Linked DNA regions of Homo sapiens: region 1 is linked to region 2. A link is an interaction called in ENCODE POLR2A ChIA-PET data of the cell type or tissue named here. Cell type or tissue: HepG2. All regions are shown on one strand. Links, peaks and the distances in the headings refer to the core of each region. The heading gives the core; the rest is flanking DNA. Region 1 has its middle 29 kb from the start of CDH1. Region 2 overlaps CDH1 (cadherin 1).

Region 1 (15,987 bases), core at 4,239-12,238, 84 kb before region 2:
TGGGTTGACAAGCCCTCCGTGGGATGCTCCTGCACACTCAGGTTTGCTGCCAAGACTCTGAAGGATGAGGCCAAGGAGCCTGAAGCCTCAGACTTTGGATGGAGAAACCAAAAGGAAATGAAGTTGGGGCTGGGCACCATGGCTCACGCCTGTAATTCCAACACTTTAAGAGGCTGAGGTGGGTGGATCACTTGAGGTCAGGGGTTCGAGACCAGCCTGGCCTGATCCGCCCGCCTCGGCCTCCCAAAGTGCAGAGTTATAGGCGTGAGCCACCGTGCCCGGCCTACACACACATTTTTGTACTAAAAATACAAAAATTAGCTGGGTGTGGCGCCTATAATCCCAGCTACTTGGGAAACTGAGGCACAAGAATCTCATGAATCCGGGAGGTGGAGGTTGCAGTGAGCCGAGATCACGCCACTGCACTCCAGCCCAGGCGACAGAGTGAGACCCTATCTCAACAACAAAAGGGTATGAAGTCGGATGAGAAAGCTCACCTGTCCTTGGTCCATGGCACCCTCAGGACAAAGCCGCCTCCTGCCTCTCCCACTGAGCTGGGGCCTCAGATTCCCCTCTGCCAGGGCTGTCTTTGCTGACAGGGAGTGTGGGAGGATTGGGTGTCTCTGCTAGCAAACACCTGCTGCCCGTTATCTTCAACTCCCTTCAGAGAAGCCTGGATAAATCAGAAACTCTATCTTCAGCAGAGGCTAATCATGAAACCAAGCAGCCCCTGTTTAGGCTGGCCTTCCTCCCCTGAGATATTTGGAGGAAAAACAGCCTTTCCCAGCCTCAACTGGCCTCGGTGGATGGATGTAGAGTCCCCTGGCAATGGAACCAGTCACCAGCCCCCGAGAGGTTTAGAAAGAATCAGAGCCTGGGCTCTGTGATGGGGACAATATTAAGTCACTCTCTCACTCTGGGCCTGCTTCTCATCTGCAAAACAGAAGCTTAGGACTCTGATCCTTAGTGCCTGTAATAAGTAAAAACATTTGCATTGGTAAGACACCAGCGCTAACCACGCAGAGTGGACACTAACCAGAAACAACTGATGTGCTGGCCATGATGAGGACCATCGGTCCTTTGAATTTTGTGTTTCAACACTTTGGTGTGCCTCCTTCCAGGATCTGTTTCTCCTGTGCATTACACACAATTTTTTTTTTTTTTTTTTTGAGACAGAGTCTCACTCTCCCCCCGGGGCTAGAGTGCAGTGGCACGATCTCAGCTCACTGCAACCTCCACCTCCCAAGTTCAAGTGATTCTCCTGCCTCAGCCTCCCAAGTAGCTGGGATTACAGGCGCCTGCCACTATGCCCAGCTATTCTTTTGTATTTTAGTTAAAAAATATTTTTGGGCCGGGCGCGGTGACTCACGCCTGCAATCCCAGCACTTTGGGAGGCTGAGGCGGGCGGATTATGAGGTCAGGAGTTCGAGACCAGCCTGGCCAAGATGGTGAAATCTCGTCTCTACTAAAAATACAAAAATTAGCTGGGTGTGGTGGCCTACGCCTGTAGTCCCCGCTACTTGGGAGGCTGAGGCAGGAGAGTCACTTGAACCCGGGAGGCGGAGGTTGCAGTGAACCAAGATTGTGCCATTGCACTCCAGCCTGGGCAACAAGAGTGAAACTCCATCTAAAAAATATATATATCTATAGATATATCTATAGATAGGTATATTTGGTAGACACGGGGTTTCACCATGTTGGCCAGGCTGGTCTCGAACTTCTGACCTCGACGAGTGATCTGCCCACCTCGGCCTCCCAAAGTGCTGGGATTATAGGCGTGAGCCACTGTGCCCAGCCTACACACATGCTTTGCATTATACCTTTTCATAACATGGCATATTGACTTACTGTCCCCAACACATCCAGTTTGGATGTGTTATTTAATGTCACCACAATCCATAGATATTGGTCATTCTAATTTTTTGCCCTTAACAATGTCAAACAACTTGCAGCATCCACTTGTGCAGATGCTTCAAAGCCAGTCCTGCATTCTACGGTGGGGTCGGGGGCAGGAGATGGGGATCGTGGTCCCGGTTGAGATCAGGGCTTCCTTGAATGTGGGGTTCACTCTTGGATGACTGGCCCTTGAAAGCACCCCTGGCACTCATTCTATTAAGTGATCTTTTCTCCCAGACTTTTAAAAGGCAAAGTCCCAGAATCCAAGTCCAACAGAAAAGAAAAGTGGAGCTTTGGCCAGGTGTGGCTCACACCTGTAATCCCAGCTCTTTGGGAAGCCAAGGCAGGAGGATCACCTGAGGTCAGGAGTTTGAGACCAGCCTGGCCAACATGGTGAAACCCCGTCTCTACTAAAAATATAAAAATTAGCCGGGTGTGGTGGGGCATGCCTGTTATCCCAGCTACTCGGGAGGCTGAGGGAGGAGAATCGCTTGAGCCCAGGAAGCAGAGGTTTCAGTGAGCCGAGATCACGCCATTGCACTCTAGCCTGGGCAACAGAGCATGACTCCATCTCAAAAAAAAAAAGTGGAGGCTTACTGGAAGAAGGGGTCAGGGGTACCCAGAGAGCCTTCTCTCTAGCCTCATCCTCCCAGCTTGTATTCTTATGAACCCCCAAATCCAGAGCATTTTGAAAAGTGCCCCAATCCCTCCCTGACATTTTACAGATGGAAAAAGAGGCTCAAAAGATGGCACTCCCTATGGCCCCTCCAGTGGGGACAGAGATGGGCCAGCGGCCAGGCCTCACTTCATACCATGCCTTTTCCCTCGTCACTGACCCAACGATCTTTTTTTCTTCCCAAAGGGACTAAAGGGGCTACAGATAGGCCCTGTCCCCACAGTGCGCTTTCCCAGTCCCTAGAGAGGCCTGAGGAGGGTGGCATGCTCTCATTCCTAGACAGTTGGTGAGGAGCTGGGGCCCCGAATTCCCGGCCCCCCATTTCTAGGCATGGACCTCACTCACTCACTTCCGGGCCCACAAAGGGACTCAGGGAGAAGACCCAGCCCGGGGACTGCTGGGGGGTGGCCACTCAGGAAAGGGCCCTGAGGCGATGGGCCTGCCATTGAAAGTGTGGGAGCAGTCACCCTGGGAAGCCCCTTTTACAGCCCACACCCTGTGTGTCCAGTTCGAAGCTTGCTGGAGAGCTCCAGGGAACGACTCCCTCCAGGCTAAAGGCAGAACCCACCTTCTGGCCTCCCGTTAAAACAATCCCCCCAGCAGAGTACAAGTTCAAATCCCGGCACTTCTAGGCATGAGGCCCTGGACAAACCACATAACCTCTCTGTCTCCGTTTTCTCATCTAAAATGGGGGAGTAGGCTGGGCATGGTGGCTCACACCTGTAATCCCAGCACTTTGGGAGGCCGAGGCGGGTGGAACACCTGAGGTCAGGAGTTTGAGACCACCCTGCCCAACATGGCGAAACCCCATCTCTACTAAAAATTTAAAAATTAGCTGGGCATGGTGGTGCGTGCCTGTAATCCCAGCTACTTGGGAGGCTGAGGCAGGAGAATCTCTTGAACCTGGGAGGCAGAGGTTGCAGTGAGCCGAGATCGTGCCACTGCACTCCAGCCTAGGCAACAGAGCGAGACTCCGTCTCAAATAATAATAATCATAATTAATAAATAATAAAATGGGCGAGTAAAAGAGTTAATATTGGCCGGGCGCGGTGGCTCACGCTTGTAATCCCAGCAATTTGGGAGGCCGAGGCGGGCGGATCACGAGGTCAGGAGATCGAGACCATCCTGGCTAACACGGTGAAACCCCGTCTCTACTAAAAATACAAAAAAATTAGCCGGGCGTGGTGGCGGGCGCCTGTAGTCCCAGCTACTCAGGAGGCTGAGGCAGGAGAATGGCGTGAACCCGGGAGGCAGAGCTTGCAGTGAGCCGAGATTGCGCCACTGCACTCCCGCCTGGGCCACAGAGCGAGACTTCGTCTCAAAAAAAAAAAAAAAGGGTTAATATCTGTAAGGGCTTGGAAGGGTGCCTGGCGCACAGGATACTGTGTGTTGTCACTACTGTTGTGGTAGTGTAGGGACTCACAAGGCCTGCTAGCGCTCCCTTGGTGGAAACTGCACTTCCCAGCAGGAGGAATTCCCTGAGATTCCCCAACCTGCAGGGAGTGCCTGTGTCAGGTATGATTTCCCTGAAGGCTCTTTCCCCACGCCCAGCAGAGGGCACCATTCACTCAAACCACCACCACAGCGCATAGAACTCCCAGCCCAAGCGCCAGGTCTGCAGGGAGGGAGGGAGAGAGGAAGGGAACAGTGGCACTGGCTGCCACATGCCACACAGGGAGTCAGCTGGGTGGCCGGAACGGCCTTGGACACTGATGAAGACAGTCAATATGGAGTCAGTTACATGTTCTCCCGCCTCACAACCCTGGGGAGAGTTTCGATGGTTCCCTTTTATTTAAAGGAAATTGCAGCCAGGCGTGATGGCTCACACCTGTAATCCCAGCACTTTGGAAGGCCAAGGTGGGAAAAATCATTTGAGCCCAGGAGTTCCAGACCAGCCTGGGCAACATAGTGAGACCCCATCTCTATTAAAAAACAATTTTTTTTGATTCATCTGAGTGTGGTGACACACACCTGTGGTCCCAGCTACTCGGGAGGCTGAGGAGGAGGATCCCTTGAGCCTAGGAGGTCAAGGCTGCAGTGAGCCGTGATTACACCACTGCACTCCAGCCTGGGTGACAGAACAAGACCCTGCCTCAAAAAAAACGAAAAAATGAGAGAGAGGTTAATGGCCACATACGATCAGGAAGCAGCAGAGACAGTTTTGGGGTCTAGATCTCCTTGATTGCCAGGTGGGCTCTTTTTACAATTAAGGATATAAACTCCAGTTGCAGATGGGGCCGTGGGGCAGGCAGGCCGTAGAAGGTGCCCTTCAGGTAATGCTTATGGCTTCCTGCAAGGTGGAGTTGGCCTCACTGACTCTGAGACTCTGTAGCCCTGAAGCACAAAAGCCACAGCATTCCCAGCCACTTCTGGGGTCCCCTTGAGTATGTGGCATCATCTAAGGCTTTTTTATTCATTCGTTTAACAACTTCATTGAGCACCTGTTCTGTGCAAGACACTGGTTTTTTTTTGGAGATACAGTCTCGCTCTATCCCCCAGGCTGGAGTGCAGTGACGCGATCTTGGCTCACTGCAAACCTCCACCTCCCGAGTTCAAGTGATCCTCCTGCCTCAGCCTCCCGAGTAGCTGGGATTACAGGCGCATGCCACCATGCCTGGCTAACTTTTGTATTTTTAGTAGAGACGGAGTTTCACTATGTTGGCCAGGTTGGTCTTGAATTCCTGACCTCAGGTGATCCACCTGCCTCGGCCTCCCAAACTGCTGGGATTACAGGCGTGAGCCGCCGTGCCCAGCCCCAAGACACTGTTCTTGGTGCTAGGGTTATAGCAATGCAGAAAACAGTAAAAAAGCCCAGTGAGCCGGGCGCGGTGGCTCACGCCTGTAATCCCAGCACTTTGGGAGGCCAAGGCAGGTGGATCACGAGGTCAAGAGATCGAGACCATTCTGGCCAACACGGTGAAACCCCATCTCTACTAAAAATACAAAACATTAGCGCGGCGTGGTGGCACGTGCCTGTAGTCCCAGCTACTCGGGAGGCTGAGGCAGGAGAATGGCATGAACCTGGGAGGCAGAGCTTGCAGTGAGCCGAGATCATGCCACTGCACTCCAGCCTGGGGAACAGAGCAAGACTCCGTCTCAAAAAAAAAAAAAAAAAAAGAGCCCAGCACTAACATGGGGGCTGCAGGTAGATATATGTGTAGGGCCCACATACCAAATGTGTCAAGATCGACATCACAAACTCCTAAGTAAAAGATACTCTATCTTTCTACTTGGACAGGTGTATCCTCACAGTGATTGGGAGAGCCAGATTTAAATCTGAATTCACAGACACCTAGAATACTGGGCTAGAGTGTGCCTCCGTGGGGAGGGTGAGTCCCAGCCCAGGAGCAGCGGCCAGTGCCCTGCTCTACCCAGCCCAAGCACCATCCAGCACCACCAGGCTCCTTGTGTGGCACCCCAACCCATGTGTCCCAGCTCCCTCCACTGTCCCCCAGCACAGCATTCCATTGACCACCCCATGGGCCTTGGAGTACACACCTGGGCTGTGCTGGCTGCCTGGGGACAGAACTGGGGAAGGCCTGAGGGACAAAGATGCTGGTTCTAGTAGTCACATTTCCTTTTTTTTTTTTTTTTTTTTTTTTTTGAGACAGAGTCTCACTCTGTTGCCTAGGCTGGAGTGCAGTGGTGTAATCTTGGCTCACAGCAATCTCCGCCTCCCAGGTTCAAGCGATTCTCGTGCCTCAGCCTCCTGAGTAGCTGGGACTACAGGTGCACAACACCACACCCAGCTAATCTTTGTATTTTTTGGTAGAGATAGGATTTCGCCATGTTGGTCAGGCTGGTCTCGAACTCTTGACCTCAAATGATCCGCCTGCCTCAGCCTCACAAAGTTCTGGGATTACAGGCGTGAGCCACTGTGCCCGGCCAGTAGTCACATTTCCTTAGCTCTATGAGGAGGGGCAGAAGGGCAGGGTAGAGGCCCTTGCTGCCCAGTCTAAGGGAGTTTTCAATGAGAAACAGTCCATAAACAAGACAAATCAGTAAAATACGTGGTCTAGTAAAAGTGAAGCATGGAGGAAAATGGAGCTGGGATGGGGCCTAGGGAGGAAGGGCCTGGGGGTAGGGCTCAGTTCTAGGAGCCAGGGAAGGCACTGCTGGGAAGGTGGCATTTGGACAAAGACTGGAGGCTATCAGGGAGCAAGTATGCAGTGTCCTGTCTACATAAAAGGAATGGCAAGGGCTAAGGGTTTAGCAGGTTTCAGCAGGGTTTAGCAGGGAGGCCAGTGTGGCTGGAGCAGAGGGACGGGTTGAGATGGGTCGAGAGTGTGTGCAGAGATGAGGTTGGACAGGTAAGGAGCGGGGGGCCAAGGCGCCCAGTCCTGGGTGTCCTCCTTCACGCCTGGGCTGGAGGCTGAGTTCAGGGCAAGGCCCAGTCCCAGGAGCCCTGAAAAAGGCCTGACTCAGCTCCATCCCGGGGCTGGCAGAACCTGGTTCCTCCTCTGCTGTATCCTCAGTCCCTGAGGATGCGGCAGGGCCTGTCGGGGCCTGTGGGCAGCTGCAGAGCTGGCAGGCGGGAGCTAGGAGATTCCTCTCTCGGGGAACCGGGGAGCCTGTCTGAGAGCGCCCTGTAGTCTGGTAGGGCGGTGGCTAAGACAGCAGCCCCTAAAGGCTGCAGATGTGGGAGTGACTCACCACCCTGGCCTCTCAGTGGGCTGAAAGGAGACCCCTAGGAGGCGATGGTGGAAAAGCACTCAGTGTTTAGCGCTGAGCCTGCAGTGCAGTTGGGGATCGCCAGGTGGTCACTGCCAGCCTTGTCCTCGCTTGGTATTAGGCCCTCTCCAAGTTAGAGGTGGGGTGGGAAGCCACCCCTGCATTCCCTGTACCCACTGCCCAGCAAGCGGCAGGGGTGTGGCGGGCCGGGGAGGAATCTGAGAGGGGCGGGGCGGGTCAGGAATGCCTGGGCTCCGTTCCAACTTCTGTCCCCACTGTTGTCCATCCGGTAAACCACGGCCAGCCCACAGCTGACAGGGCAGGGCGCTGAGACCTCTGTGTGTCCTCCAGGAACCTGACGACCCAGGCACTCCAGGAAGACGATGCCCACTAATTACAAGAATGATAGACTGGGCGCAGTGACTCAAGACTGTAATCTCAGCAGTTTGGGAGGCCGAGGCGGGCCGGTCACTTGAGGCCAGGAGTTCAAAACCAGCCTGGCCAACAAGGTGAAAACCCATGTCTACTAAAAATACAAAAGATAGTGGGGCATGGTAGAGGGCGCCTGTAACCCTAGCTACTCCGGAGGCTGAAGCAGGAGAATCCTTGAACCTGGGAGGTGGAGGTTGCAGCAAGTCGAGATCCCACCACTGCAGTCCAGCCTGGGTGACGAGCAAAATTCCATCTCAAAAAAAAAAAAAAGATAATTAGTAGGACTTGAACAAATTAAGCAGTTACCATGTGCCAGGTAAAACGCTGAAGTTTCACTCCAAATCAAACCACGTTTCCTCAGAGCCTCTGCACTTGCTGTGCCCTCTGCCTGGCATGCCATTCCCCTAGATTTCTCTCGGCTCCCTCACGTCCTTCAGGCATCACCCACATGTCAGCCTGTCAGAGATGCCAGCCCTGAAGGGGACTGCATCCTCCTTAGAATTGCAGCCCTGCACCCCCCAATGCTTTATCTTTTCTGTCTTTCTTTCTTTTCTTTTCTTTCTTTCTTTTTCTTTTTTTTTTTCTTTTTTTTGAGACCGAGTCTCGCTCTGTCGCCCAGGCTGGAGTACAGCGGCATGATCTCAGCTCACTGAAACCTCCACCTCCCGGGTTCAGGCGATTCTCCTGCCTCAGCCTCCTGAGTAGCTGGGATTACAGGCACCTGCCACCACACCTGGCTAATTTTTGTATTTTAGTAGAGACGGGGTTTTACCATGTTGGTTAGGCTGATCTCAATCTCCTGACCTCAGGTGATCCACCCACCTCGGCCTCCCAAAGTGCTGGGATTACAGGTGTGAGCTACCATGCTGGCAGATTTTTGTATTTTTTAATTAGGTACTGGGTTTCACTATGTTGACCAGACTGGTCTCAAACTCCTGAACTCAGGTGATCTGCCCACCTCAGCCTCCCAAAGTGCTGGGAGTACAGGTGTGAGCCACTGCACCCAGCCTATTTGTTGTTTTTCTGGGACAAGGTCTCACTCCATCTACTAGGCTGAGTGCAGTGGTATAATCACAGTTCACTGCAGCCTTGACCTCCTGGATTCAAGCAATCCTCCCACCTCAGCCTGCTGAATAGCTGGGACTACAGGTGTGTACCACCACCCCCAGCTGATTTTTTGTTTTTGGTAAGGAAGGGGTCTCACTGTGTTGCCCAGGCTGGTCTCGATCTGGCTTCAAGCCATCCTCCCTCCTGGGCCTCCCAAAGTGTTGGGATTACAGGCACGAGCCCCTGCACCCGGCGCAGAAGCACTCTTGTCAATTAGAGTGCTGGCAAGCAAGAGAGGCAAGCTCAAAAGGTGACCGGAGAAGGGTTCATGGAGGTGCAGTCTACAGTGGGGTGAGCAGGGTTGCAGGGTCTCCCTCCGTCACCCAGGCTGGAGTACAGTGGCACAATCTCGGCTTACTGCAACCTCTGCCTCCCAGGTTCAAGCGATTCTACTACCTAAGCCTCCCAAGGTGCTGGGATTGTAGGCGCCCTCCACCACGCCCGGCTAATTTTTGTATTTTTAGTGGAGACAAGGTTTCGCCATATTGGCTAGGCTGGTTTCAAGCGACCCACTCACCTCGGCCTTCCAAAGTGCTGGGATTACAGGCGTGAGCCACCGCGCCTGGCCTCCTTTTTCTGTCTCCTTCATTTCTAAAGACGGCACCATCATCAGCCCAGCTGCCCAAACCAGAAACCTAAACACCTTGTCCTCAACTCCTTCCTTTTATTGACTGCCCATGCTGATCATCCATGGAGTCCTCCCAGATATCCTGGAATTCAACCACTTCTGTCCATTCTCCACCACCACCTTTGTCCCAGCCACCAGCACCCCAACTGGGATGGCCACAATGGCCTCTGCGCTGGTTAATTCCCCGTTTCCCCCAGATCCACTCTCTTCCCTTCTTCCCGCTGCTCTGCAACCAGGAGGCAGCCCTAGCTGCCCTGTGTTCTGGATTAGGTTGGTTACATTGGGGGAAGGAACCCACAGGAGATGGGGCGGGAAGGAGGGGAAGTGGCAGTATCCCTCCGCCTGCTCCCTCCCTGCCGGGCTGGGTTTGGCACTGGCTGCGCTCTGCACCCTCTATGGCCACAGCTCCTGTCATGTGGACCCTCTTCCATGGCTCCAACACTCCCTGGGGTCTGAAAGGCAGTTTCTGCACTTGCCCTGTTAGGACTAAGGGCTGCCCTGGCTTCCCATTTGCTAGTCTGAGGATGCCTCGCCATCCCAGCTGGTCACCCTAACCGAGTGGTTCTCAACCAGGGGTAGTTATGCCATCTCAGGGGATATTTGGCAATGTCTGGAGTCATTTGTGGTTGTTACCACTGGAGTGGGGGTGCTACTGGCATCTAATGAGTAGAGGCCAGAGATGTTGCTAAACCCCCTACAATGCACAGGACAGCCCCCACAGCACATGATCCTCCCTCTGAAAAGTCAATAGAGCTTAGATTGAAAAACTATGGCTGGGCGCGGTGGCTCACGCCTGTAATCCCAGCACTTTGGAAGGCCGAGGCAGGCGGATCGCTTGAGACCAGCCTGGCCAACATGGCAAAACCCCGTCTCTACTAAAAATACAAAAATTAGCCGAGTGTGGTGGCGGGCGCCTGTAATTCCAGCTACTCAGGAGGCCGGGGCAGGAGTAATCGTTTGAACCCAGGAGGCAGAGGTTGCAGTGAGCCGAGATTGAGTGACTGCACTCCAGCCTGGGCGACAGAGCGAGATTCTGTCTCAGAAGAAAAAAGGAGAGAAAGAGAAAAAGGGAGAGAGAGAGAGAAAGAAGAAAAGAAGAAAGGAAGAAAGGAGAGAGGGAAGGAGAGAAGGGAGGGGAGGGGAGGAGAGGGGAGGGGAGGGGAAGGAGGGGGGAGGGGGGAGGGGACGGGAGGAAAGGGGAGGGGAGGGGAGGGGAGGGGAGGAGAGAAGGCGAGGTGGCTCATGCCTGTAATCCCAGCACTTTGGGAGGCCAAGGTGGACGGATCCACTGAGGTCGGGAGTTTGAGACCAGCCTGACCAACATGGAGAAACCCTGTCCCTACTAAAAATACAAAACTAGCCGGGCATGGTGACGCATGCCTGTAATCCCAGCTACTCGGGAGGCTGAGGCAGGAGAATCGCTTGAACCCAGAAGGCGGAGGTTGCCGTGAGCTGGGTTGCGGCATTGCACTCCAGCCTGGGCAACAAAAGTGAAACTCCAGCAGAGAGAGAGAGAGGGAGAAAGAGAAAAAAAGAAAGAAAAAGAAAGAAAAGGAAAGAAGAAAGAAAGAGAAAGAGCAGGTGTGAGGAGGGCAGTGCAGAGTTCTGGGCATTTTGAACACTTGGAGGCGGCTGGGGGACCTGTGAGTGAGGAAGTTCAGGTGCAGCAGGGCTACCCAAGGTTACACAGGTGAGGAACTGCACACAGGGCTGGCTGCACGCAGGGCTGGCTGCGCCCATGCCAGGGACGGTATGGTGCCGGTTTCCCACAGCCTCTGTTCTGCTTCCCACTGGAGAGGGGACGGGGAAGTGGCCAGCAGCTGGAGAGGAAGGGAAAGGGGAAGTGGTGGTCCCGTGGGAACTTACATCCTTTATTTCATCTTCTTTGCCTCCCCACTGGGGTGGTTTCCCAGGAAGAGAAGTAAAAGCTGAGGGGTGAGGCCTGAGTAGGGGGCACGAGGGCGAGGGCATGGGCACTGACTCACAGAGAGGAGCAGAGGAACCCTGCTTGTGTCACCTTTCAGTATCGGACAGTGGAGTGGGAGGATAAGAGGAACAAGGCAGCCCTGTCTACTCTGGGTGCAGCCCAGGGATGGAGGAGCAGCCAGTGCTCCCAGGACAGCCCTAAGATGGAAGTTTTGAGAGTGCACCCTCCACCCTGCATGATCCTAGGAAGCTAGGAGTCCAGAGATGTTCCTTGTGTTTTGTTTGTTTCTTGGGTTTTTTTGTTTTCTTTTTTTTTTTTTTTTTTGAGACAGACTCTCGCGATGTCACCCAGGCTGACGTGCAGTGGCACAATCCCAGCTCACTGCAGCCTCAACCCCCCAGGCTCGAGCAATCCTCCCATTCGGCCTCCCGAGTAGCTGGCACTACAGGTGCATGTGACTATGCCTGGCTAATTTTTGTACTTTTTATAGAGATGGGGTTTCTCCATGTTATCCAGGCTGGTTTCCAACTCCTGGGCTCAAGCAATCCTCCCACCTTGACCTCCTAAATCCTGGGATTACAGGCGTGAGCCATCACACCCGGCCCAGAGAGGTTTCAACAAGAGCAGCTGGAGCTGGGAGTAAACAGTGGCCAAGCAGAATTTCAAAAGAAAATAATAATAAAGCTACGATAATAGCAACAATAATAATAATGGTCATAATAATTATAATAACCTTGTCTTAAAAGCATTCTAAGAGCGGGTAGTCTATGGGTACATTTTCTCTTATCTGGCTCCAATCAGGTGGCCAGAGTGATCTGATCTTTCTAAGATGAAAATCCAATACCATAACATTGTGCAGATGGTGAAGATGTTATAATCCCCATTTGACAGATATGGGAGAACGGTGGGAGAACTTGGCTGAAATTTGAACTCAGGACCTCTCAATTCCCAGGTTCCTTTTTTTTTTTGAGATGGCGACTCCCTCTGTCACCCAGGCTGGAGTGCAGTGGCTCGATCTTGGCTCACTGCAACCTCCGCCTCCCGGGTTCAAGCAATTCTCCTGCCTCAGCCTCCCAAGTAGCTGGGATTACAGGCCTGTGCCACCATGCCCAGCTAATTTTTGTATTTTTAGTAGAGTTGGGGTTTCACCATGTTGGCCAGGCTGGTCTCGAACTCCTGACCTCAGGTGATCCACCCGCCTCAGCCTCCCAAAGTGCTGGGATTAAAGGCATGAGCTACCGTGCCTGGTCAATTCCAAGGTTCTTAAGCAGCCCCCTCGCAGCCAGTGCAGCATCCTCCCTTTCTGATCTGTCTCCCCTCCTCCTGTGATCTCCCCGCCCTTCTGTCCCTCCTCTCCCCACTCTCTGTGTCTCTATGGAAATGAAGTCAAGATTGTTTTTGGTTGACTACTCTTTATGACCCTTGAAAAACATTTTAAATGTTGATCTATCTCATACATTGTTTCCGTCAAGGAAAAACAATAAAATTAAGTCGCTTCACTTTTATATGTCTCCCCCTGTCTCTTTTGCCCCACTAATAATTCAGTTGACCCTCAATAAAGGGGGAAAAAGTTCCCTAATCCTAATCAACAAGCATATCGGGTTGCTCTTCTTCCTGCTGGCTGAGGCGGGAGCAAGTTTATTTTTCCAGGGATTTTAGACATCCCGACCCTGGAGCTGCCAGGGAATAGTGTCAAGGTGTTGATTTCAAGTGTTTCAGAGTCTGCTTACAAACCCTCCACCCCTCCTCTCGGTGCCCACCTCCCCTGACCTAGGCCAAACCCCCAGATTTCTTGTTGAGATGATTGCAGGAGCCTCCCAGCTGTGCTCCCTGCTTCCCAAGGACTCCTCCTCCAGCTATGCCAGAGTGACCTTTCCGGAACGCAGATCCCATCACATCCCTTCTCTGCTTAAACACTTCCGTTCTGTTCCCATGACCTACTGGACAAGGGCCAAGCAGCATGTCATTGGACGCCCTTCAAATCCCAGCCTAGGTTGACCTTATAGCCCTGGCTCCTGCCCACTGTCCCGCTCCCCAGGTACAGACCACACAGCCACACTGGGCAATGCACCCTTCCTGGAATATAGGCCTTCCTGCTGCTTTACCTTTGCTTGTGCTGTTTCCCCTACCTGGTGTGCCTTTTCTTCTCACCCCATCCCTGCCCAAATCTGATCAATTTTTATTCTATTTATTATTATTATTATTATTATTATTATTTTGGAGACAGAGTTTCGCTCTGTCACCCAGGCTGGAGTGCGGTGGCTCGATCTCAGCTCACTGCAACCTCCGCCCCCTGGGTTCAAGCAATCCTCCTGCCTCAGCCTCCCAAGTAGCTGGGATTACAGGTACACGCTACCATGCCCAGCTAATTTTTATATTTTTAGTAGAGACGGGGTTTCATTATGTTGGCCAGGCTGGTCTCGAACTCCTGACGTCAGGTGATCTGCCCACCCTGGCCTCCCAAAGTGGTGGGATTATAGGCGTGAGCCACCGCACCCAGCCCCCCAGTTAGATCTTGAGCTCACTGAGCACCTTTGCCTAATTATGTTCAGCCTCTACCCTCACCCCAGCACCAAGCACAGGACCTGAGACCCAGGCAGGTGCTGAGAAATCGGAATTGAAATCCAGGACTGAAAACCTTCTGTGAATTCCATCACCACATTCCCAGCAAAGGGAGTTAATGGCTGGTCTCTAGTCTCTCAACGACTTTGCCTCTGCCTTAGCCTACAAGCAGCTTAGTTCCTGCCAAAATGTCATTTTTTTCCCCAGGAAGCCTTCTGGATTTAGTATTCCTCCCCTAGAGTTTTCTTAGCATCTGTATGAATACACCCAGCACACAGAATTGTAATTGTCTCTTTACCTGTCCATTTCCCCAACCAGTCTGAGGGACTGTGATCTCGCCCACCGAAGGTCCCTGGTGATAGGTAATAGCTGTAGAGCACTTTCAGCTACCAAATGTATTCCGAGCACTTTATGTGTACTACCTCATTTAAGTATCAAGACAAGGCCGGGTTCAGTGGTTTGTCTGTAATCCCAGCGCTTTGGGAAGCGGAGGCAGGAGGATTGCTTGAAGCCAGGACTAGCCTGGGTCAACATAGCAAGACTTCATCATTACAAAAATTTAAAAATTAGCCAGGCATGGTGGCCCGTGTCTGTAGTCCCAGCCACTTGGGAGGCTGAGGCAGGATCACTTGATCCCAGGAGTTTGAGGCTGGCAGTGAGCTATGATTGGGCCACTGCACTCTAGCCTGGGCGATAGAACAAGACCCTGTCTCAAAAAATAAAAAGTATCAGGACAACCTCATAAGAGAGGTACTATTAGCTCCATTTTACGGAGGGGCAAACCAAAGTCAGAGAAGTTCTAAACTTGCCCAATGCCACACACCCAGGAAGTAGCAGAAAGGGAATTTGAGGCCGGGCGCCATGACTCACGCCTGTAATCCCAACTCTTTGGAAGGCTGAGGTGAGCAGATCACTCGAAGCCAGGAGTTCGAGACCAGCCGTGCCAACATAGCAAAACCCCATCTCTACTAAAAATACAAAAAATTAGCCAGGCATAGTGGTGCAGCCCTGTAGTCCCAGCTACTCGGGAGGCTGAGGCAGGAGAATTACTTGAACCTGGGAGACGGAGGTTGCAGTGAGCCAAGATGGTGTCACTGCACTCCAGCCTGGGCGACAGAGCACGACTCTCAAAAAAAAAAGAAAGGATTTGAATCCAGCTCTTGCCCACTCCACAGTAGTATTAATTGCATAACTGAGTGAGAGGAACTGGGGCGATGTTCAAGTAGCCCGGGCACACCCTGGAGTCCTGCTCATCTTCTCCCAGAGACATAGCCCCACTCCAGCCTGCAGGGAGTTGCCCAATAGCAAGGCCAAGGTCTGTACTCATAAAGCGTTCTTGGTGCACAGCATTTTAATAAAGACATGTTGTTCTTTGCCCTGAGAAGCCGCCCCACTTCCTGCCACCCCACAGGGAGGTCCTGGGAATGGTTAACATTGCTTTGCTGATGAATAGCCTCTGGAGTAGCGTAAGAAACAAAAGACCTCACAGTACCAGGCCTGCTGCCAGATCCCTGGACCACCCCTCTCCTTGCTGGTGGGCACAACATATGGTTCAAAAACCTGAAACAAGCACATGACCTTTGACCCAGTAACTCCACTTGGAGAAGTTCATCTTAAAGACCTGCCCATACAATTTCTCACAGGTGTACAGATTAAGGATTTCCTCGCAACATTGCTTGTAAGACTAAGCATTGGCCAGGCACTGTGGCTCATGCCTGTAATCCCAACACTTTGGGAGGCTGAGGCGGGTGGATCACCTGAAATCAGGAATTCGAGACCTGCTTGACCAACATGGTGAAACCCCATCTCTACTAAAAATACAAAATTGGCTGGGTGTGGTGGTGCATGTCTGTAATCCCAGCTACTTGGGAGGCTGAGGCAGGAGAATCACTTGAACCCGGGAGGCGGAGGTTGCAGTGAGAGAAAAAAAAAAAAAAGACTAAGCACTGGAAAAAACCCAGGTTCTTCAAAAAGGGAATTGATTCAATAAATTGTAGGCATTCAAATCGTGGAAAATCATACTGACATTAAAGTGCTATTGAGGCAGCCAGGCACAGTGGCTCACTCCTGTAATCCCAGTACTTTGGG
Region 2 (14,889 bases), core at 5,650-13,649:
GAAAAAAAGAAAAAAAAGTTTGTTTATGTGAACATAGGAAAACAAACACAAGCCAATTTAAATGGTACCTAAGAGCCTAAAAGTGTCTGCCTGTCAGCAGTTCATCTGAGACAAGCAGTGTTACCGATTTCTTGTTTCCTTCTGAAGATATTCTAAGCCTATTCCCTATCCCATTTAGCTGTGTGCTCTTTAAAGACAGATTCTTCCCATATTATTACATATACACTTACTTGATTCTTTTTTAAACAGCTCCCTCATTCTTTTTATTTTATTTATTTTTTTTGAGATAGAGTCTCGCTCTGTCACCCAGGCTGGAGTGTAGTGGCATGATCTGGACTCACTGCAACCCTCACCTCCCGGGTTCAAGCAATTCTCAAGCCTCAGCCTCCCTTGTAGCTGGGACTACAGGCACCTACCACCACGCCTGGCTAATTTTTGTATTTTTAGTAGAGATGGAGTTTCACCATGTTGGCCAGGCTGGTCCTGAACTCCTGACCTCAAGCAATCTACCCACCTCGGCCTCCCAAAGTGCTGGGATTTAGGCATGAGCCACCGTGCCCAGCCCTTCATGATTTTTAATTTTTGCATCATTTTCCATTGAGTGGATGCCCATCATTGATTTATCCAGCCCTCTGTCAATGATGTGTCTATCTTTTGCCACCATAAACAAGATTGTAGTGGCCCTCCGTATATCTGCCCTGATGCAATGTGTGAGTCCCTCTGTGAGATGAAGTCCTAAAAATGGGCTTTGCTGAAAGAAAGGATTTATGCATGTAAAATCTATAAACATGATCAGAATGTTCTCTTAAAAAGCCATACTGATTCCTACTTGCCATGATGTCCAAGGCCTTGGAGCCCCACATCTTTGCTGGTACAGTTCCGCCTCTGTGCATTACAGATGATAAAACGAACCCAGAAAAAATGCAGGGGTCTTGCCTGACATTCTCCAGAGAGAATCTGGTCATCTGACTCTGGTCAACTGACATCCAGCATTTTTTTTTTGCTAGACCAGCTGACCAGCATCCGCCGGCAGCACCCCCTTCCCTCTCCCATCATGTGTGGGTCATCCTCCTTTCCACCGCCCACATGGACCCCTCCCTCTGGTCTCCTGCATCCTGCATGGTGTTGGTTATGTGAACAAGTTCTTTAGTGGTGATTTCTGAGATTTTGGTGCACCCATGATTGGAGCAGTGTACACTGTACCTGTGTACACTGTGTAGTCTTTTATCCCTCACCCCCTTCCCACCCTTTCCCCCAAAGTCCCCAAAGTCCATTGTATCTTTTTATGCCTTTGGATCCTCATAGCTTAGCTCCCACTTATGAGTGAGAACATACAATATTTGGTTTTCCATTCCTGAGTTACTTCACTTAGAATACTAATCTCCAGTTCCATTCTTTTTTTTTTTTTAACAGCTTATAAGTTCCTAGGTCCAGTGTTTCCTGTCTCTAATCCCAGTTTCTCAGGAGGGTGAGGCGGGAGCAGGCCCCTCCTACCCTCCTGTTCGGTCATTTTAGCAGATGACTTTCACCCTCATGCCTTTTGCACTGTGATTGCAAGAAGGGATTATTTTTAACTTTATGAATAGGTTATATGTTCACATGGACACCATTGAAAAAAAAATAATCTAAAAAGTATACAATGAAAAGTTCTACTCCCACCCTGTCTCCCTTTGTTCTAATAAGGTGCCTCCCCCATACCTAAAATCTCACTTGTTAGTGTCTTTTAAAGTTCTATATGTAACTATAAACAAATATGAACATATATTCTTTGAGACAGAGTCTTGTTCTTTTTTTCTTTGAGATGGAGTCTTGCTCTGTTGCCCAGGCTGGAGTACAGTGGCGCGATCTCGGCTCACTGCAACCTCTGCCTCCCAGAATCAAGCGATTCTCCTCCCTCAGCCTCCCAAGAAGCTGAGACTACAGGCATGCACTACCATGCCCAGCTAAGTTTTGTATTTTTAGTAGAGACACGGTTTTACCATGTTGGCCAGGCTGGTCTCCAACTCCTGACCTCAAGCGATCCACCCACCTCAGCTTCCCAAAGTGCTGGGATTATAGGCGTGAGCCACTATGCCTGACCAAGACAGAGTCTTGTTCTGTGGCTCAGGCTGGAGTGCTGTTGTGCAGTCGTGGCTCACTGCAGACTCAAACTCCTGGGTTTAAGTGATCCTCCCACCTCAGCCTCCCAAAATGCTGGGATTACAGGGATAAACTTATTTCTTATCCCCTTCTTTTTAGTTACACAAAAGATAGCACTGCTTTGCACTTGCTTTTATCAGCAAACAATAATGTGTCTTGACGATCATTCCCCTGCAGAGCATAAAGAGCTTTTTTTTTTTTAATAGGTTCATAGTATTTCATTGTAAGGAAATTCTATAATTGATTTAAACTAATCCTCTATTGATGGCTATTTGGGCTGTCGCCCATGTTTTGCTAGCACAAACAATGCCTTAGTGAATAACCTTTTACATACGTCATTTTTGTGTGCAAGCTTTCCAGTTTCACATCGGAAAATGGGAACAGTCCAGGTAAATGGCCCATGGAGCATTTCTGCAAGAGCAGCAACCAGGAAAATAAAAGGCTGGAGAACCACTGCTGGAACAGGTGCCCCATCTCCTTGTGGTGGTAGCAACAGTACCACAGCATCTTGTGAGTGACCTGTGGCTGTTCTCCAGTGTATGCCAGAGTCAGATTCTGGCACCTGTGGGTCACTCTTCTTCATGCTCTTTTCTTTTCTTATTATTTTTGCCTACTTGGAATTCTTTTTTTTTCAAATTTGAGACAGAGTCTTGCTCTGTCGCCCAGGCCGGAGTGCAGTGATGCGATATTGGCTCACTGCAACCTCTTCATCCTGGGTTCAAGCGATTCTCCTGCCTCAGCCTCCCAAGTAGCTGGGATTACAGGTGCCCGCCACCATGCCTGGCTTGTTTTTGTATTTTTAGTAGAGACAGGGTTTCACCATGATGGTCAGGCTGGTCTCGAACCCCTGATCTCTGGCGATCCACATGCCTTGGCCTCCCAAAGTGCGGGGATTACAGGGTTGAGCCTGCACCTGACCCTACTTGGAATTCTTGAAGTGAGCCCCCCAGTCTGAGATCTTTCTGCTTTCTTTTTTTTTTTTTCTTTTTTTTTTTTTTTTTTTGGTATTCAGGAGGATGCAGCATGGGTTGTAGGCTTCATTTCTCAGGAGCCTGAGCCAAGGCACACATATAGTCTGAGCAGTTACCTTTCCAGGCAGCCAGAGTAGATTCAGCAAATGCTCTTGGAAGCAGCTGCCTTTCCCATCAATGCTTATTTGTTCTTGATAATGAAAAATGATGCTAGCATCCATTAAAAGAGAAAAGGCATCCTCTTGTGAGCTCTATTGGACAAGTGAGCACTTGTTGTACAGTCATCTGCAAGCACATGTGACCTGGAGACTGTGGGAAATGCCTCACTTCGCAGTGTTGGCTCCCAGCTGTTCTCTTGGGCTGTTTGAGTTTTGTTCCAAAGGTCAGAGGCAGAGGGTCCGAGCCTTTCCAGCACAGCCCACATTTGAAAGTAGTGCAAGCCTCACATTCATTCTTTGTAGAAGGTTTCCAGATCTTGTTCTTGAGTTATTGAATGATTCAAAGGTTCTGAATTCCACAACGGCTTTCCTGTGTTTTTGCAGCCAGATTCAGCACATTTTGGTGTCAGCCAGTGCTTGGAAAATGTGGCCCTAGATTGATGCGTGTTTATATCTGGGTTGTGTTTTTTATAGAGAATAAATCTGTGGTTACTTTTACCCATCCCACATTGCTGTTAACTACCCCTGGAATTTCTCTCCCTCCGCAAGCCTAGTGCTGAAGAACAGAAGCTTTGGTGCTGGCTGGTTCTGGGGCGAATGTTCCTTCAGAGGCTGACCTGCTCTGTGACCTTGACAAGGCCCTGACCTTGAGCAAATGACTTAAGCCTTTCGCCTCAGTTGCTCATCAGCATTAAGGGGGTTAAAAACCCCTACCTGCCTCACAGCAACATAGGAGTCAATGTAAAGTTCACAGTGCCCACACGTAATGACTGTCATAGTGAATATTTACTCTCAAAAAGATTTTTTGTTTTCAGTTTTTAGTTGTTGATTTTTTTTTTTTTTAAATAGAGATGGGATCCTACTATGTTGCCCAGGCTGGTCTCAAACTCCTGGCCTCAAGTGATCCTCCCACCTCAGCCTCCCAAAGTGCTGGGATTACAGGTGTGAACCACCATGCCCAGCCTATAACTATTGTTTTGTTTTGTTTTGTTTTTTGGAGATAGAGTCTTGCTTTATCATCCAGGCTGGAGTGCAATGGTGCAATCTCAGCTCACTGCAACCTCTGCCTCCTGGGTTCAAGCAGTTCTCCCACTTCAGCCTCCCAAGTAGCTGGGATTATAGACACCCACCACCACGCCCGGCTAATTTTTTTTTTTTTTTTTTTGAGACAGTTTCACTCTTGTTGCCCAGGCTGGAGTACAATGGCATGATCTTGGCTCACCGCAACCTCCGCCTCCTGGGTTCAAGCAATTCTCCTGCCTCAGCCTCCTGAATAGCTGGGATTATAGGCATGTGCCACCACGCCCCGCTAATTTTTTGTATTTTTAGTAGAGACGAGGTTTCACCATGTTGGCCAGGCCTGTCTTAAACTCCTGACCTCAAGTGATTCGCCCTCCTTGGCCTCCCAAAGTGCTGGGATTACAGGTGTGAGCCACCGCACCCAGCCTACTGTTAATTAAGAATTGTTTATGGCTTCTCTTCTCTGCACTTTTTCATAACCTTGGCATTTTTGGGTGCCTGGATTCTTTCATTTTTGAACCATAGGACTTTGACTGATGGGGTATTCCTCAAGAGACCCTAATAGCTATATATTTCTTACTGGTTCATTGAGATTTAATTTACATACCACACAATTTACCCACTGTAAGTGTACAGTTAGATAATTTTTATAAACGTACACAGCTGTTGAGCTGTCATCACAATCCAGTTTTAGAATACTTCCACCACCTCCCAAGTTCCCTTGGGCCTATTGGTAGTCAAGCCTAACTCAGCTCCAGACAACCCTTGATCTGCTTTTTGTCTCTAGTTTTCTAGATTTTTCATATGAACTGTGTACTTTGGTGAACAGCTTCTTTCACTCGGTGTAATGCTTTTAAGGTTCATCTATGCTACTGCGTTTTGTGATGTTTGATCCTTTTTATTGCTGAGTAGCTATACCATATTTTACCCATCCTAATTACTTTTTGGGTTGACTGTATATAAGCCACATTTACACATTTTTTTAAATGGGTAAATGTGAAATAAGAAGAAAGTTGGGGCTGGGCATGGTGGCTCACGCCTGTAATCTCAACACTTTTGGAGGCCGAGACGGGTGGATCACAAGATCAGGAGTTCAAGACCAGCCTGACCAACATGGAGAAACCCCATCTCTCCTAAAAAAAACAAAAAACAAAAATTAGCTGGGTATGGTGGCGGGCACCTGTAATCCCAGCTGCTTGGGAGGCTGAGGCAGGAGAGTCACTTGAACGCAGGAGGCGGAGGTTGCGGTAATCTGAGGTCATGCCACTGCACTCCAGCCTGGGTGACAGAGCAAGACTCTGTCTCAAAAAATGAATGAATAAATAAAAGAAAGTTGGACAGGAAGATCCGTTCTCACTGTGTCACCCAAGCTGGAGTGCAGTGGCCCGAACATGATTCTCTGCAGCCTTGACGTCCCCAGCTCAAGTGATCCTCCTACCTCAGCCCTCCCAAATAATGGGGACTACAGGTGCATGCCACCATGCCCAGCTAATTTTTTTTTGTATTTTTTGTAGAGATGGGCTCTCCCCATGTTGCCCAGGCTGGTCTTGACGGGACTTGGACTCAAGTGATCCGCCCACTTCAGCCTCCCCAAAGTGCTGGGATTATAGGTGTGAGCCACCGCACCTGGCCAGGTGTTTAAAAATAGAATAATGTCCAGAACCTAATTTTGGAGAACAGGATGTAAAGGGATGCAGGACAAGGGAGTAAATGAATTAGGAAAGGGATATAGACCAGGATCTGAAGGACACATATCAGGTGTTAGCAGTGGTCTCTCTGCAAGGATGGGCTTGTGAATACTTTGTGCGATTGGCTCATCTTTTTTTTTTTTTTGTAACAGCTTTATCGAAACATAATCCACATAGCATATATTACACCATTTAAAGTGTAGAATTTAACAGTTTCCCTTATAGTCACAGACTTAAGCAAGCGTCACCACAATCAATTTCATAACATTTTCATCACCTCCAGAAGAAATCCCTCACTCCTTAGTTGCTACTGCCCCAGCCCTGGACATCTGGATTCAGTTAGTCTGAGGCAGGGGCCCTGGCTGAGTATTTTTAAAAAGTGCCCCAGGAGGCTGGGCCCGGTGGCTCATGCCTGTAATCCCAGCACTTTGGGAGGCTGAGGCGGGCGGATCACATGATGTTGGGAGTTCGAGACCTGCCCGACCAACATGGAGAAACCCCATCTCTAAAACTACAAAATTAACCGGGCATGGTGGCGCATGCCTGTAATCCCATCTACTCGGGAGGCTGAGGCAGGAGAATCACTTGAACCCGGGAGGCAGAGGTTGCCGTGAGCCAAGATCACACCATTGCACTCCAGCCTGGGCAACAAGAGCAAAACTCCATCTCAAAAACAAAAACAAAAACAAAAAACCCAGGAAAGTCTCTGTGCAGCACATTAGACCCTGAATGGAAATGATGTTAGGAGGCATTTTGGTGCATGCTTTATTTCACCAGTCGGAATGTAAGCCTTACCAATGTCTGTGAGGGCCCAGGACTTGTTCTCCCACATCTCAGGCCTGTCAGCTGCCCTTTCCTGCACGGGGCATCAGGGAGAGAGAGGAGGAGGGATTTAGTAGCTTTGGAATTCAGTACATGGGGTCTCCCTAACCTCGGGGAATCCAACAGAAAGAAAAAGGAGGAAGAAAATGTGATGATTTTCTTTTTAATCAGTAAGCAAACAGTTCCTAGAGTTGCCCAACCTGACCACAGGAATGTTTCCTGGGTTGCAGTCCATGAAAATGATCAGTTACGGCCTCTGTTTCGGCAGACAGGCTGTGTTGTTACGCATGCAGCCACAGCTGGGACAAGAAAGCCCCTCCAATTTGCTGTGAACCCAGAGGGCCTCCCCATTCTCCTTATTCTTTTTGAGAAAATCAAACGCATTTCCCTCCCTAAGACAGGTGGGGAAGCAGTCCCCCTCCAGCCTCCGCCTCTGCAGGAGGCCTAATGTCGCTGCCAACTCCTTGCTAGAATGGAGATGAGTTGTTTTTCTCCCCTCTTCTTGAAAACAAATTGAGATGAGATTCCTTGCCAGTTGGTGTTGACTCTGGAAAATTGAAACCAAGCAGTTGGTTTTGACTTGAGCAGAGAAGCAACCCCAGCTTCTCCAGTCAAGGCAGCAGATACCAATCCAGGCAGGAATATTGAGATGAAACTGAGTGAGGCTGTTAATCAATGGGCACACTGGCTGTTGCTGTCCTCTCTGGGAGAGGCCTGGAAAGAAAAATGATTTAAAACTAAGTTCCCTTCTGGCCTTGTTGTCAAGAAGGGTATGGGGTATGGGGAGGCAATGAGGCAATCTGGCCCGCAGGAGCAAGAGCTAACCTTTCTCATAGGCCTGTGCTAAAATCATGTTAATTCCACTTGAATGTTGGCCCCCGGGTGGGCAGGAGTGGTTATCTGTTGTGATTGTGGCTGGATCTTCAGTACTAGAACAGGCTGCCCCCATGCAGGAGGTATGCACACAGTAGGTGTGCAGGCTTTGAGTAGACCTTGGAACTGTTCCCCCGCACTGCCGCCTGCTCTCTCCCTTACTTCAGCACACAGCTCCAAGCTGGGGCAGTCTCTTTCACTTCCCTTTATTCCCTAATATGCCCTAATATTCCCTAATGTCCTTTATTTAGTGAGTTGTCCTGCCTGTCACATAAAGCCCTTGGAAATTCCTTACCTGCTTATATTTCTCTATTACACTTTTCATTCCTGATACTTTTTTTCGTTTTCTTTCTTTTTGGAGATAGCATCTCAATCTGTCGCCCAGGCTGGAGTGCAGTGGCACAGTTACAGCTCACTGCAGCCTCGACCTCCTGTGCTCAGGTGATCCTCCTGCCTCAGCCTCCTAAATAGCTGGGACTATAGACACGCGCCACCACACCCAGCTAATTTTTAATTTTTTGTAGAGTTGGGGTCTTGCCATGTTGCTCAGGCTAGTCTTGAATTCCTGGGCCCAAGTGATCCTCTCACCTCGGCCTCCCAAAGTGCTGGGATTACAGGCATGAGCCACCATGATTACTTATTGATTTACTTGTTAATTATCTCTTTGACATTGAAATGAAAGCCCCATGAGGTCAGGGACTTTGCTTTGTCCATTGCTGTATTTCTCAGGCCTTAGGATGATGCTTGACAAAGAGAGTAAGGGCTCGCTAAAGATTTACTGGAGGAAGAATCCTTGAAGCAATCCCTCAAAGGAGGTGGGGACGTCTGCCTATGTATTTTGTTTGTTTATTTTTTTGAGATGGAGTCTCTCTCTGTTGCCCAGGCTGGAGTGCAGTGGCGTGATCTCAGCTCACTGCAACCTCCACCTCCCAGGTTCAAGCAATTCTCCTGCCTTACTCTCCCAAGTGGCTGAGATTACAGGTGCCCACCACCATGCCCAGCTTAAATTTTGAATTTTTGTAGAGATTGGGTTTCACCATGTTGGTCAGGCTGGTCTCAAACTCCTGACCTCAGGTGATCCATCTGCCTCAGCCTCCCAAAGTGCTGTGATTACAGGCATGAGGCACCACACCCGGCCTAAACACTGACTTTTTTTTTTTTTTTTGAGATGGAGTCTTGCTCTGTCGCCCAGGCTGGAGGGCAGTGGCGCAATCTTGACTCACTGCAACCTCCGCCTCCCAGGTTCAAGCAATTCTCCTGCCTCAGCCTCCCGAGTAGCTGGGATTACAGGCATGCGCCACCACGCCTGGCTAATTTTTGTATTTTTGGTAGAGACAGAGTTTCACCATGTGGACCAGGCTGGTCTTGAACTCCTGACCTCAAGTGTTCCACCCACCTCCCAAAGGGCTGGGATTATAGGCGTGAGCCAGTACGCCCTGCGACACTGACTTTTAATCAATTCCAGAAGCGCCATTCATGACCCTTCCCCCCGGGCTGGTTCTGATCAACACCCATGGCGTTTGCCGTCAGAGAAGGAAACAGCATTTGTCCAAGCAGAACCATGGTTGGGAAAGCAAAAAGACACCCTTTGCCAGTGTGACCAAGTCGCTTGAGTAATCTTAAACAAAGGGAAAAAGTCAAGGGCGATGGCTTACACCTTTAGCCTTGTTTCTCCCACTTCAGAAAGTAAAGGGTAAAGGGTCCTGGGCTAATTTTTCCTTAATCTTCAATGTCACTGTTTTCTCTCTCCACCCCCGTCTGCTTTGATGGGGACAGAAGCCAAGGGGACTTTGCTCCCTGCTTCCCATCCAGGCAGCGTTCGTTGTTGACATCTGTTTTCAGGGTGTAGCTCAGTGAAGACAGAGACGATACATAATTTGTTCTGGGCACATATGTTTGGGGGACGTTAGAAGGAACTTGATAAGCTTCATGCAAATAAACTTCCAGTCCCTGGGAACCCATGGGGGTCGCCTGTCAACAGGGGTGCAGGAGCCGCAGCTGCCACCCTGAGAGCACATTGCATGGATGTTGTGGGCACGTTAAGAGTCATGCTTGTGCAACGTGATACTCCAACCTGCTTATCTTCCCTGGAAAAATGTTGTGGTTGACGTTGGCAGTTTAGAGGAACTTTGACTTATTTCAGCTTATGCAAAGTGGTAACATACAGCGAGACCTTTTTGAAACTGGAGTATAGTGTGGCTGTTGGAATATCCTTAGGTTTCTCTGAGGCCTGGAACTGGATTTCCAAGGCTCAATTTTCATCCAAGAAGAGAGGGAGTGTGTATAATGATGCTTTTGCCGTTATTCTCATTCAAGTTACTCTCCAACTGTCCTATTCTTTTGTGAGAACTAACTTCTCAGATCCATTCAGCTAGCAGGCTTGTGAATGGCTCATCAGTACTAACAGACAGGCTGCCTGGTGAGTCCTGGCGGCTAAGTAGCATCAGACTACAGCTTCCGTCACTTCATAGCTATGGAACTTGGTTAAGTTCCTTCTCTGTTTCCCCATTTATAGGAAAGGGATGCTGGCCAGGCGCAGTGGCTCATACCTGTAATCCCAGCACTTGGGGAGGCCAAGGCGGATGGATCACCTGAGGCCAGGAGTTTAGGACCAGCCTGACCAAGAGGTGAAACCTCGTCTCTAGTGAAAAAATACAAAATTAGCTGGGCATGGTGGCGCATGCCTGTAATCCCAACTACTTGGGAGGCTGAGGCAGGAGAATCCCTCGAACCCGGGAGGCAGGAGGCTGAGGCAGCAGAATCCCTTGAACCTGGGAGGCAGAAGTTGCAGTGAACTGAGATTGCACCATTGCACTCCAGTGTGGGCAACAGAGCAAGACTCTGTCTCAAAAAAAAAAAAAAAAAAAAAGTGGGAGGATGCTAAAATCCCTACCACACAGGACTGCTCTATCTAATAAGGACATAGACTGTTGTTGTTGTCCATAGTTTTGTTTTTGTTTTTGTTTTTTGATACAAGGTCTCACTCTGTTGCCCAGGCTGACTGCAGTGGTGCCATCACAGCTCACCGCAGCCTCGACCTCCTGGGCTCAAGCAAACCTCTTGTCTCAGCCTCCCGAGTAGCTGGGACTACAGGCACACACCACTGCTCCCAGCTAATTTTTGACTTTTTGAGTTTTTTATAGAGACACGGTCTTGCTATATTGCCTAGGGTGGTCTCAAACTCCTGGACACAAGCAGTCCTCTTGCCTCTGCCTCCCGAAGTGTTGGGTTACAGGCATGAGCCACCATACCTGGCCGTGTCCATTAGCTCTTAGTAGCAAATGGACACACAACATTAGAGACTTATCATCAAGTGAGAGTCAGTGTTCCTGGTGGAACTTGAATGTCCTTTTCAACATGCCCTAAGTGTGGACAAACTGGAGGCCTAATTGTTCTTTCCTTTGCATTTTTATTTTTAAAAATTTGTTATTTTAATTTTTATTACTATAATTTTAGAGATGGGGTCTTACTTTGTCACCTAGGGTGGAGTGTGGTGGTACAATCATAGCACACTGCAGCCTCCAACTCCTGGGCTCAAGCAACCCTTCTGCCTCAGCCTCTCTAATATCTAGGACTACAGGTGCACCAACATGCCGGGCTAACTTTTTTTTTTTTTTTTTTTGAGATGGAGTCTCGCTCAGTCGCCCAGGCTGGAGTGCAGTGGCACGATCTTGGCTCACTGCAAGCTCCGACTCCCAGGTTCACACCATTCTCCTGCCTCAGCCTCCCGAGTAGCTGGGACTACAGGCGCCCACCACCATGCCCAGCTATTTTTTTTTTTTTGTATTTTTAGTAGAGACGGGGTTTCACCGTGTTAGCCAGGATGGTCTCGATCTCCTGACCTTGTGATCCACCCGTCTCGGCCTCCCATAGTGCTGGGATTACAGGCGTGAGCCACCGCACCTGGCCAACCGGGCTAACTTTTTAGATTTTCTTTTTTTGGTAGAAAATGAGGTTTCACTATGTTGCTCAGGCTAGTCTTGCATTTGTAAACATAAAATTAACATTTTCTGCTGAGTATGAATGCTCAATAAACCTGTAATGTTACTGATTTCATGAATACTCATTAAAAGAACACATGCCAGAATCCCCAGTGTCATCTAAGAAAATAGCCTGGAAGGAGATCTTATAGGCAGCAGTATCTGTGGAGATGGAGTTAGAAACACTGTCCCTAACCAGCAAAAAGAAAAATGCCTAACTAGCTGAATGAGGCTGTCTCCCCAGGATTCCTTTCATCCATCAAGTTAGATTTCTTTTTTTTTATTTTTATTTTAAGAGATGGGGTCTTACTATGTTGCCCAGGCTAGTCTCAAACTCCTGGGCTCAAGTGATCCTCCTGCCTTGGCTTCGCAAAATGGTGAGATTACAGGTATGAGCCACCATGCCTGGCTAGTTCTCTGATTTTTTTGTTTGTTTGTTTGTTTTTGAGATGGAGTCTTTTTTGCTCTGTCACCTACACTGGAGCGCAATGGTGCAATCTCTGCTCACTGCAACCTCTGCCTCCTGTGTTCGAGCAATTCTCCTGTCCTGGCCTTCTGAGTAGCTGGGATTACAGGTGCCCGCCACCATGCCTGGCTAATTTTTTGTATTTTCAGTAGAGACGGGGTTTCACCATGTTGACCAGGCTGGTCTTGAACTCCTGACCTCAGGTGATCCACCTGGCTCGGCCTCCCAAAGTGCTGGGATTACAGGCATGAGCCACCATGCCCAGCCAGTTCTCTGATCTTGTCCTCCAGTTTTTATGTGTAACTGAGGCTGAGCTCTCAAGTTCAAATGGTCTTTGAATAAAGCTAAATGCAGGCCGGGTGCGGTGGCTTATGCCTGTAATCCCAGCACTTTGGGCGGCCAAGGCAGGCGGATCACAAGGTCAGGAGTTCGAGGTTATCCTGGCCAACATAGTGAAACCCCGTCTCTACTAAAAATACAAAAGATTAGCCGGGCGTGGTGGCAGGCACCTGTAATCCCAGCTACTCGGGAGGCTGGGGCAGGAGAATGGCTTGAACCCGGGAGGTGGAGGTTGCAGTGAGTTGAGATCCTGCCATGGCACTCCAGCCCGGGTGACAGTGCGAGACTCTGTCTTTAAAAACAAAAAAAAAAGAATTGCTAAATGCAGTATTCTTTGGTGTTCGCTGTGGGAAATGTGTTCTGATGAGAGGGAGGCAATCCATAATGTGCCCCTTTGTATGCAGGGTGGGCAAAACACTGCTTCCAACTAGTTACGTCTAAGATACTAGGTTATCCCACTGGTTACCAAACAACTCAACTATGGTTTGCTGCCTTCCATAGCTGGCCCTGTCCTTAAATCCCAACATCGTCTGAAAATAATATAGAAGCTTTTGAGACTGTCTTGTTTCTACCCACTCACATTCCAGTTATGGGACCAGGCGGGCGTGGGAGAAGAAACGGGATCGTCAAAGTGGGACTGTTCCGTGTGGCATGATGGCAATTTCAAGCAAGGAATGTTGCTGAATGCTCAGAGCCTGCCCCAGGACCAAAAGCTTTTCATGAACTTGGGTTTCATTTGTATTTGAACATCAGTCATCTCTCTTGGGGTCCTCTCTTGAAAGCTACTTTTGCCCAGTAGGCTAGAAAGTGGGGCACCGTAGGTTTAATAGCAGCATGCAGGGATGACAGAGTATTAAAAACACTTTTTAAAAGTCATTCTTACTAGTTTTTGTCATGAAAAAAAAAAGAATTCATTCTAATTGTAACAGGCCAAGTAATACAAGGATATATAAGGAAAATATGTTGTTGTTGTTTTCAAACTGCCTCCTGGCCAGGCACAATACTTGTATCTGTAATCCCAGCACTTTGGGAGGCTGAGGTTGGTGGATCGCTTGAGGCCAGGAGTTCAAGACCAGCCTGGGCAACGTGGCAAAACCCCATCTAGTCCTGTAAACATAAAATTACATTTTTTGCTGAAATACAAAAAATACAAAAATTAGCTGGGTGTGGCAGCACATGCTTAAAATAGAGCATGGCACATTAATATTCTACACATGTTTAAAATACTAATAAAATAGGCCAAGCATGATGGCTCATGCCTGTAATCCCAGAACTTTGGGAGGCTGAGGCAGGTGGATCACCTGAGGTCAGAAGTTCATGACCAGGCTTGGCATCATAGCGAGACCCTGTCCCTACAAACAATAATTAAAAATTTGCTGCGGTGGAGTACACCTGTAGTCTCAGCTACTCTGGAGGATGAGGTGGGAGGATGGTTTGAGCCCAGGAAGCTGAGGCTGCGGTGAGCTAGCGTTTGTGCCACTGCACTTTAGCCTGGGTGACAGAGTAAAACCCTTTCTCAAAAAATTAAAATGAGGCTGGGCTCAGTCATTCACTTCTGTAATCCCAGCACTTTGGGAGGCCAAAGCGGGAAGATGGCTTGAGCCCAGGAGTTTGTGAGCAGCCTGGGCAACGTAGTCAGACCCCATCTCTACAATAAATAAAATTAGCCAGGCATGGTGGCATGTACCTGTAGCCCCAGCTACTCAGGAGGCTGAAGCAGGAGGATTGCTTGAGCCCCGAAAGCCAAGGCTGCAGTGAGCAGTGTTTGCACCACTGCATTCCACCCTAGGTGACAGAGACCTGTCTCAAAAAGCACACAAATAAAATTAAATAAAATCTGAATAAAATAGTTCATAAAAGCTAATTGAAGCTTAGTTGAGGCTGCAGTTTTTGATGATGGTGATGATATTGTAATGAAAAGACTTTCCCAGCTGGGCACAGTGGCTCACACCTATAATCCCAGCAGTTTGGGAGGCAGAGGCGGGCAGATCACTTGAGGTCAGGAGTTCGAGACCAGCCTGGCCAACATGGTGAAACCTTGTCTCTACTAAAAATACAAAAATTAGCTGGGCGTGGTGGTGTGCACCTGTAATCCCCGCTACTCGGGAGGCTGAAGCAGGAGAATTGCTTGAATCTGGGAGGCAGAGGTTGCAGTGAGCCCAGATTGCACCATTGCACTCCAGCCTGGGTGACAGAGTGACACTCTGTCTCAAAAAAAAAAAAGACTTTCCCACATGGAGATGGCCAGTAGTGGGGAGTGGGGTCTTAGCTTCTTTTGTTGGGATTTGGTTTTTACACCAAGTCACCAAATAAGTTTATGAAAGGTGGGCATACTGGGTTAAAGAACACTTAGACCCTTGTTAGCTTTATTTTTGTTAGCTTTTTTTATGGGCATGTTGAAATATACCCAGTCCCCGTATTCTGATCCTCCAG

What was found. Peaks named below come from ENCODE experiments on the same cell type or tissue, not always from the same donor. Only the 100,000 strongest peaks of a DNase experiment are listed, where the experiment ranks them.
Region 1: POLR2A ChIA-PET joins it to region 2 with 18 read pairs; 9 of 35 experiments call an interaction of 5 or more read pairs at or near these places.

Annotation. Positions count from the first base shown.
Region 1 is chr16:68,700,395-68,716,381 of GRCh38, forward strand. It overlaps a transcript of CDH3 not described here. Among named protein-coding and RNA genes, the nearest start is that of CDH1, 29 kb to the right of the region's middle. RefSeq lists enhancers at 2,972-3,472, 6,638-7,195, 7,400-7,544, 10,474-10,975, 10,976-11,475 and 2 more, silencers at 3,952-4,246, 7,032-7,326, 11,066-11,235, 11,306-11,355, 11,386-11,435 and cis regulatory regions at 7,472, 13,926, 14,759-14,760. In HepG2, for the core only: a CTCF peak has its summit at 7,287; a DNase peak (open chromatin) is centred at 7,397; H3K27me3 peaks cover 1,900 bases.
Region 2 is chr16:68,783,412-68,798,300 of GRCh38, forward strand. The region is part of intron 2 of CDH1 (cadherin 1); the gene reads left to right. Among named protein-coding and RNA genes, the nearest start is that of TANGO6, 53 kb to the right of the region's middle. RefSeq lists enhancers at 8,019-8,588, 8,723-8,867, 10,277-10,777, 11,794-12,294, 12,295-12,795 and 3 more and cis regulatory regions at 931, 1,396-1,408, 3,404, 8,795. In HepG2, for the core only: no CTCF peak of the experiment used is centred there; DNase peaks (open chromatin) are centred at 6,980, 9,370 and 9,760; H3K4me3 peaks cover 927 bases.